2 separate regions of the Homo sapiens genome follow, and region 1 is linked to region 2. Evidence: chromatin loops called from intact Hi-C (ENCODE). Cell type or tissue: gastrocnemius medialis. All regions are shown on one strand.

Region 1 (4,000 bases), 100 kb after region 2:
CTAATAGGGCAGAAAGCGCTAAGCGGGGAGCATCTGTGGGGGTCTGGTTATTGCTCACTCCCCGCCTGGTGACAGGTGAGAGAGAGGCTAGTGATGGTCTTATTGATGTGAACTGCCCATCAATTGGTAGTTATTGTTAAAGTTCATGATGCTACAGCTGATCCCGTCCTGCTGAGAGTCAATCAAATTAATTAGAGCTAGAAATTCTTCTTTATTATTTTAAAGCACCGGTACAGAAAGAAGCCCTGTAATTTGGATCCAAAGGCAATGAAGAAAAAAAATCTTCATGTAGTACAGTGTGAAAAAAAAAAATCAGATATTGCTTCTTCCATTATTTATAATAAGGTTTGCGGCTAAAGGTTTTTATAGGCACAGATCAAGAGATCATAATAGAAGCATATTGACAGATTTTTTTCTGCAATACTCTAAGGAACTGGCTGTAGCAGGAAAATATATCAAAACCTTATCATCAGAGCTGAGATCTTCTGTGAAAAATCAATAAAGAGTTATACATGGTTTGAGTTTAAACAGTTCTCTGTAGTCATTTAAACATAGTGCATCTGTACAGCTTTTTACCTCTGGAGACCAAGGTAACCTAGCAACTGCAGGGCTTAAACCGATTAACTACAAATGAAGTACTGTACGCCTATCAAAGCAATTGTTCATCGTTGCCTTTGTTGCAGAGACTAAGCTAATTGAACATGATACAGTATGAAGATAATTAACACCCATGAGTTTGTTAATTGCCTGTTAGCATTACAACACAGTCTCTTGGTTTCTTTTTAACTGTCTCCTTTGTAGCCTCTTACTTCCCTTAAAATGGTGCAGGACCTGTTTAACTGGCAATGATATCTTGGAGTTTATTAACCCTTTTAAAATTTTTTTTTTTTTTAAAAAAAGCCATCTTAATGAAGCATATTGCATGTGCTTGTTAAATGCAAGCTCCCACTTTGTCGCTCTATTTTCCCAAGATTGGAAATTTGTTTTACAGATACTGTACAAACTATGTTTATTTTTCGTGCTAATTTATTTCAAGCAATTTAGCCATTATAAATGCTCTTGAAAAAAAAACAGCTTTAGTGGTTCCCTTTATTACTCAGCTGCTCTGCTTTCGAGAGTAAGCGATAAATGTCTTTGAGGGTTGGAATATTAATTGAAGGCAGCATCTGGTCAGCAGCTGACCGGCTCCAGTTGTCCTGCTCCAACCGAGCAGGCGAGAAAGAAGCTTTGCTGGCTCTCTTTGCCAGGCTCTCACTTTTCCTTGGAGCCATGGACTAAATGAACCCCCATTTTATCTCTGCTGGATCACTGCATGGATGCCAGAAAATCAATTGGGCAGGAAAATCTGTTAATCTAAAGTGAATTCAATCTAAGGAATCATTTAAAATAAAAATTTCAATCATTACTTTTTCAGAAAAGCACTTTTTTCCCTCAAGTCTGTGTGTACATGTCATGACGATACTTCGAAAGGACCTATAGCAAGAGTAATTTGAAGTCAATAGAATTGTCTTGCAAAGAACAATTTGCTTTTTGGAAAAAAAAAAAAATAGGGTGGCTGATTACAAACTTAAGAGGAAATGGAAAACCCAAACACTGTGTGGCCAGAAACCATTAACACACTCTAGCCCAGAATACACATCAGGACAGATTTTTCTCCTGTTGAGAAGGAATACCTTGGCTGTGTTACAATTGTTTAACTTGGATTTTCCTGCACGATCCTCTGTGTTTGTCGTTACCATGTCGCGGTTAATACTTGCTGGTAAGCCAGTCCCAGGGGAGCCATTTCTAGTGCCCAATTACAAGTTCTATCATCAATCATAAGTATTATTTATTCAACAAAATGAATTGCTAATTAATAACTGATGAGCATTATGGCCTTGAAGACTATAACACTATTAATTATGGTTGGCATGAAAGGGGTCTACCTGGCACATTTTCACCACAATTAGCCCTGGAAGCTTTCATGGACTATGTCTATTAAGATAATATAAGAAAAGGCTGACCTTCCTTCCCCTCCTGCATAAGGACTAATACATTATCTCAGGTTAGAACTTCACCAAATCAACCCCGGTATTCCAACATTGTTTTTCCTGTGCACCATGACTTGTATGAGAAGCATGGCATGGAGAAAAGAACTCCCCATAGAGGTTGGCAGGTACAAAATGCAGCCACACATGCCCAGCCGTGCTCCTGCTGAAATGCTGCAAGGGGTGACTCAGCCATAGCCTAGCACTTGGAATGTGGCTGCCAGCTTATTTTTAGACTCAGTTGTTGCCCAGCTCCTGTTCTGAGCTCTGGGTCCAGGCACACAGCAGCTAAATCACTTCAGCAGGCAGCTGGCAGACGAAGACTGTTCACATTTACTGGCAGGCTGGTGGGAGTACATCGTTCACCTTAAGGACTTCCTGATCAGACACTTAAAGAAGGGAAGCTAAGAAATGCCCTCTTGCCCACTACTGGGGAAGGAGAAAACAGTAGGTTTGAAGAATGAACACACACAAAAATATAATACTGCTGTGAACCTCTTTGAAAGCAGAACAAATCTACTACCTCTGTGCTCTGTGTAGCTAAGTCTCTATGCCCAAAGCTCTGTGGGTGACCAAATATGGGTGGATGATAAAGCACTGCAAAGACTTTTTAAAGTTATACGAATAATATAAGGGAAAAACTTTTTTCCTCCTGCATATGTGTAAGCTCTAGAAGGAAAGAGCTTGTTAAATAGTTATCTGGATCATTCTGTAGTTTAGACAATTATTTCACATTTAATGCTGGATGGATTTTGGAGAATAAGCAATTTACATGAATCAAATTAACTAAAGAAATGAAAAAGCACTCTCTTTCTGCTGGATAAACAGAACAGCCAGTCTCGCATTATTTCAGTTAAATATGTTTAGGGTTCAAATTATACAAGCATCTTCCCTTACCATTCTGTCAAACAGCAGAGATCTCAGCCCTCTTTTTGTGGGTGGTTACATGTGTCCTTTGAGGGGAAAAAAGAAAAGAAAAAGTGCACCCCACATCCATATGGCATGATTATCGGTGAAGTTATTTTTAGCTTTACAAAATCAAGAGTTAGGAAAATTCATAGAGTGAAAGAAATGTTCATAAAACAGCCTAATTAAGCAAAACATTTTTCAGAGTTTCCACCACATTTCTCTGTAAAGACACTGACAAGTGAATACACCCAGCTGGTAAGGGCTTGCCAGCATTTAGGTTAGTAAAGTGGTAAATTATTTGTGTTTCATGGTGGCAAATGTACCTATTTCTGCAAAGGCTAGGACAGAACAGCCAAAAGAGGCCATTTAGTTGACACTGATTAATGGAAAGAGCAAGTAAAAATTTAAGGAAGGAAGGGAGAAAAAAGGGGTAGAAAGAGTTCAGTGGAAGTGGAAGAGGAAAAATGGAGGATGGGCTGGTAAGAAACCTTGGATTCAAAAGCTGGCTCCACCACTTTCTGCATTCAGAAGCCTGAACAAATCAGTTCATCTATCTGAGCCTCAGTTTACACTTTTGTAAATGGGAGTTATTCATACTTCTACTTGTCTTGAAGATTTGTAGGGAGGAGCCAGTGAATAGGGTGTTTGTGTCTTTAGTTTTGAAAGCACTTTGAAAACAAATAGTTACATAGAAATGTAAGATTTCTAATAATTTTGCTTGTTTGCTACTGAGAGGTGAAGCCAGCTGGACTTCCTAGGTTGAGTGGGGACTTGGAGAACTTTTCTGTCTTACAAGAGGATTGTAAAATGCACCAATCAGTGCTCTGTAGCTAGCAAGAGGATTGTAAAATGCACCAATCAGCAGGATCCTAAAAGTAGCCAATCTCAGGGAGGATTGAAAAAAGGGCACTCTGATAGGACAGAAACAGAACATGGGAGGGGCCAATAAGGGAATAAAAGCTGGCCACCCCAGCCAATAGAGGCAATCCGCTCGGGTTCCCTTCCATGCTGTGGAAGTTCTGTTCTTTCGCTCTTCACGAGAAACCTTGCTACTTCTCACTCTT
Region 2 (4,000 bases):
TCTTCTTTCTCCTCTTCAGCCTACTTAACATGAAGTTGACAAAGATGAAGACCTTTATGATAAACCATTTCCATCTAATAGATAGTAATATATTTTCTCTTCCTTATGATTTTCCTAAAATATTTTCTTTTCTCCAGCTTACTTTATTGTAAGAATACAGTATATAATACATATAACATACAAAATATGTGTTAATTGACTATTTATGTTATTGGTAAGGCTTTCAGTCAACAGTAGGCAATTAGTAGTTAAGTTTTGGAGAGGTCTCAAGTTATATGAAGATTTTTTACTGCACAGGAGTTTGTATTAGTCAGTTTTCACACTGCTATAAAGAACTACTGAAAACTGGGTAATTTATTTTTTTTAAAAAAGGTTTAATTGACTCACAGTTCTGCATGGATGGGGAGGCCTCAGGAAAATTACAATCATGGTGGAAGGAGAAGGAGAAGCAAGTACCTTCTTCACAAGGCAGCAAGAGAGACAGCAAGCGAAGTGTCATATTTGAAAACCATCAGCTTTCATGAGAACTCACTCATTATCAAGAGAACAGCATTGGGAAAACTGCCCCCATGATCCAATCACCTCCCACCAGGTCTGTCCCCTGACACATGGGAATTACAATTTGAGATGAGATTTGGGTGGGGACACAGAGCCAAACCATATCAGGGTCAACATCCTTAAACCCTGTGTTATTCAAAGGTCAACTGTATTCACACACACACACACACACACACACACACACACACACATATTCCTGAGAAGAGACACTCGTTTCAGTACCATCTGGTCCTCATTTTATCACATGTGGTTCACTATTCACTCAGTGAGGAAGAGAGGGCTTTGACATCTGTCAGCCTATCCAACATTTGCATTGACTTAAGCATTTGGTTATGAAGTATTTTAGCTTTTTCTGGCCTCCAGAATGGGAGCTGGGTGACTGGAACACATCTCCTCTGCACTGAGTTTTGCAATAACACCACTTTATGTAATCCTCTCTATCCCTTGCCACCATCCAAAACACTCATCTGCGCTCCATTACTCAGGATGAAAATGGAGTCTGCAATGTGATATCTCAGGGAACCACCAGGTATGTGACCAAACACTTTCCCCTAAAATTATCACTCTGACTGACAGTGCTATTAGAGACACTGTTCTCATTCTTGCCTGGTAGTTTATTTCCTTTTCACTGGTACGTTCTTAAATTACCAAAATATTTATAATCTATGGTTTTCACTAACTCTCTAGCGTTTATTTCATCACCTCAACATGGGTTACTTCCTTCCCATCCTGTTTTACCTTTCTCAGTTTTGCTGCCTTTTCCTTAACATAATCTCCTACATTATCTGGATTTATCTCTATATCAAATGAATTTATTCCATTAGAAAAGAAAGGCCACATCCTAGAACTCTTTGAAAATAGTCTGTTCATAAACCACTCACTAAACATTTCAGTGTAAGACAAAATACTTAATGATTTAGACAAATGAAGGATAGCTTAGTATGAATTATGGAATATTTAAAAAGAAATATCCTATAAAATAAAAAACTATTACACTCAGTAAAGGAGAGAGGCTTACAAATGACTGGGAGTGGAATGCTTGCAGACTTATTTTGATGAATAGAGAATAATGTATTTTAATTAGCATACTAATAACTTTGTGAGTAAATTTTTGCTTCTCAAGTACGGGGAACAGCATGCCTTCCTAATGAGGTTGATCTGCAGACCAACTTCCATTATTTATCTGCTTCATAGATACTTTTTCTTTCTTTAAATACAAGACAAATCAGGAAGATCTCTGCCTCCATTTTTATAAATTTTGAGTTAGTGGAGTCTAAATTCATGAAATTCAACTACCATATGGTATCATACAATAAATCAAGAGTTTTTCAACAACTGTAACCTGGCTTAGACTTTTCTGAAGCAATCTACAGCTCTTCATACTGTTTTCTACACGTAAGCGAGATGGTAATGTTCACAAAGTAATCCAGCATTGATGCAGATGGTAATTGCAAAATGTAGAAAAGAAAAATTCTGAATTCACTAAAACTAGGTACAAAGAACATGATAGCACATGGCTGATACACAGCAGCTGGGATTGACACACATTGGGCCAGGTGGAATCACCTCCCTCCACACACCCTTTATCTCAGGTTTCCTGGTGACCAGTCCCCTTCTGCTTTCCTTCTCATCCACATGACTCCTGCAAACTTCAGCCTTCATGCTGGGTGATCCCAGGCCCAGCCTCTTACTTCCTGCACTTTCCTTTCAGCTAGAAATATTTCAGCTTTTGTCTTGCCTTTCTGCCAAAGTGTTTTTGCTTATTTGTTTTTTAACAATTGTCAAAATCACTAAACTTTAATATTGATTCATTACTATTATTTAATCTATAGTTCGTATTCAAGTTTTATCAACTATCCTAAAAATGTCCTTTATAACTTTTTTTTCTTGGTTCACAGTTCAATGGAGGATCATATATTGCATTTTTTAGCATATTTTTATTATGGTAAAATACACATAACATAAATTTACCATTTTAACTATTTTTAAGTGTTCATTTCAGTGGCATTAAGCACATTCACACTGTGATGCAATCATCACCACCAAAGTAGTTTAAAGAGTCTTTATCACTGGGACTCAGGGTAGGTCTGAGTCCTTGGCCAGAGCTGTGGGCTTTGAACCCAGTCAGAAAAAGGACCTTAACTAAGCTATGACTAACCCGGCTCAAATAAAACAGTACAGTAATTTCTCAGTGTCAATGAGGGATTGGCTCCAGGAGTTCCCTCAGATACCAAAATCTGAGGATGCACAAGGCCCTGAAATGAAATGGTGTAGAATTTGCATGTAACCTAAGCATATACTCTCATATCATACATGTTCACTACAGACTTTTTTCTGAATATTTTTGAACAGAGCTTACTTGAAACCACGGATGTGGAACCCACAGAGACAGAGGGCTGACTGTATTTAAAATGAGGCAAAGTGCAAATGTCCTTGATGCACTAAAACAGGCATTCTTCCATACCCAGCTAACACAAAGAATAATGGTTACACCATAAATTTAACACTCCAGGCCAGTCCTCAGCACATATGTAGGTATTTCATTAGTAAAAGTGTACCAAAAGTCGAGGTTAACATGAACTTGACGTTGAAGATCAAAAGAAGAGGAGGGAAATATCTGAAATCCCCAGAGCATTTTTTTTTTTCTCACTGAAGCTCCTCTTTATTAGCTGCAAGTAAATTTTCCACATTGTGAATTTTCAGAGACAAATTCCTCTTGTGTTTCTCTCTGTTACCCAGCTCAAACTGATCTGGACGTGCCTGAGCAAAAATACAATTAGGTAGAGAAATCTGTTTTAAAAAACAAAACAAAAACAAAAAACAAGTGTGGCCCAAGAGTGTCATTAGAATTAGTTAGCATATTTATCTAGGGAAACTATAAGTTGGTTTCCTAGGTAAATATCCAAGGCTGTTTCCAAAGATATTCCTGGGAATATGTAGTACATATGCTTTTGTATCTCTGAATTTGGAGACCTTTCCAAGGTTCCTGGCTGCCACTTCAGAGAGTGGGGGTTATATTTACGTTTCAACATCCTGAGTGAGTATTCTGGGTGTGGGGACTGAATCTGAATCAAGGGACTTAGTAAATTTGCTTTCTAATTCTGAACCCAATAAAAAGAGGAGCAGCAAACAGGACACTTGTGGTATCAGAAAAGGAAGAAAACATGTTTCTAGTACCTATCAGGTACCAGACACGGAGCTAAGCAGTTTACATACTGCATGTAATGAATCTCAACTTCATCTCCGTTTCCAACCCTACATTTTACAGAGAGGAAAGCAGGGCTTAAAGATGTGGAAAGTAACATGTTAGTACGTGACAGAGCCTGGACTCAGGCTCCTGTGGCACCATGGGGTCATGCAGTGTTGCTTATCTGGGCAATCCCATGAACACTCAGTTTCCAATAACAGATCAATGGCAAGCTGGAAAAACATCTCAGATGGT

What was found. Peaks named below come from ENCODE experiments on the same cell type or tissue, not always from the same donor. Only the 100,000 strongest peaks of a DNase experiment are listed, where the experiment ranks them.
Region 1: a loop joins it to region 2, with 2.1 times the contacts of the local background. A loop is called at or near these places in 2 of 110 quality-filtered maps.

The regions. Positions count from the first base shown.
Region 1 is chr2:175,853,688-175,857,687 of GRCh38, forward strand. No RefSeq gene overlaps it. Among named protein-coding and RNA genes, the nearest start is that of LNPK, 150 kb to the right of the region's middle. In gastrocnemius medialis, no CTCF peak of the experiment used is centred here; DNase peaks (open chromatin) are centred at 1,214 and 2,254; H3K4me3 peaks cover 1,277 bases; H3K27ac peaks cover 2,978 bases.
Region 2 is chr2:175,753,208-175,757,207 of GRCh38, forward strand. The region is part of intron 2 of LOC107985962 (a long non-coding RNA gene); the gene reads right to left. Among named protein-coding and RNA genes, the nearest start is that of LNPK, 250 kb to the right of the region's middle. In gastrocnemius medialis, no CTCF peak of the experiment used is centred here; no DNase peak of the experiment used is centred here; H3K27ac peaks cover 523 bases.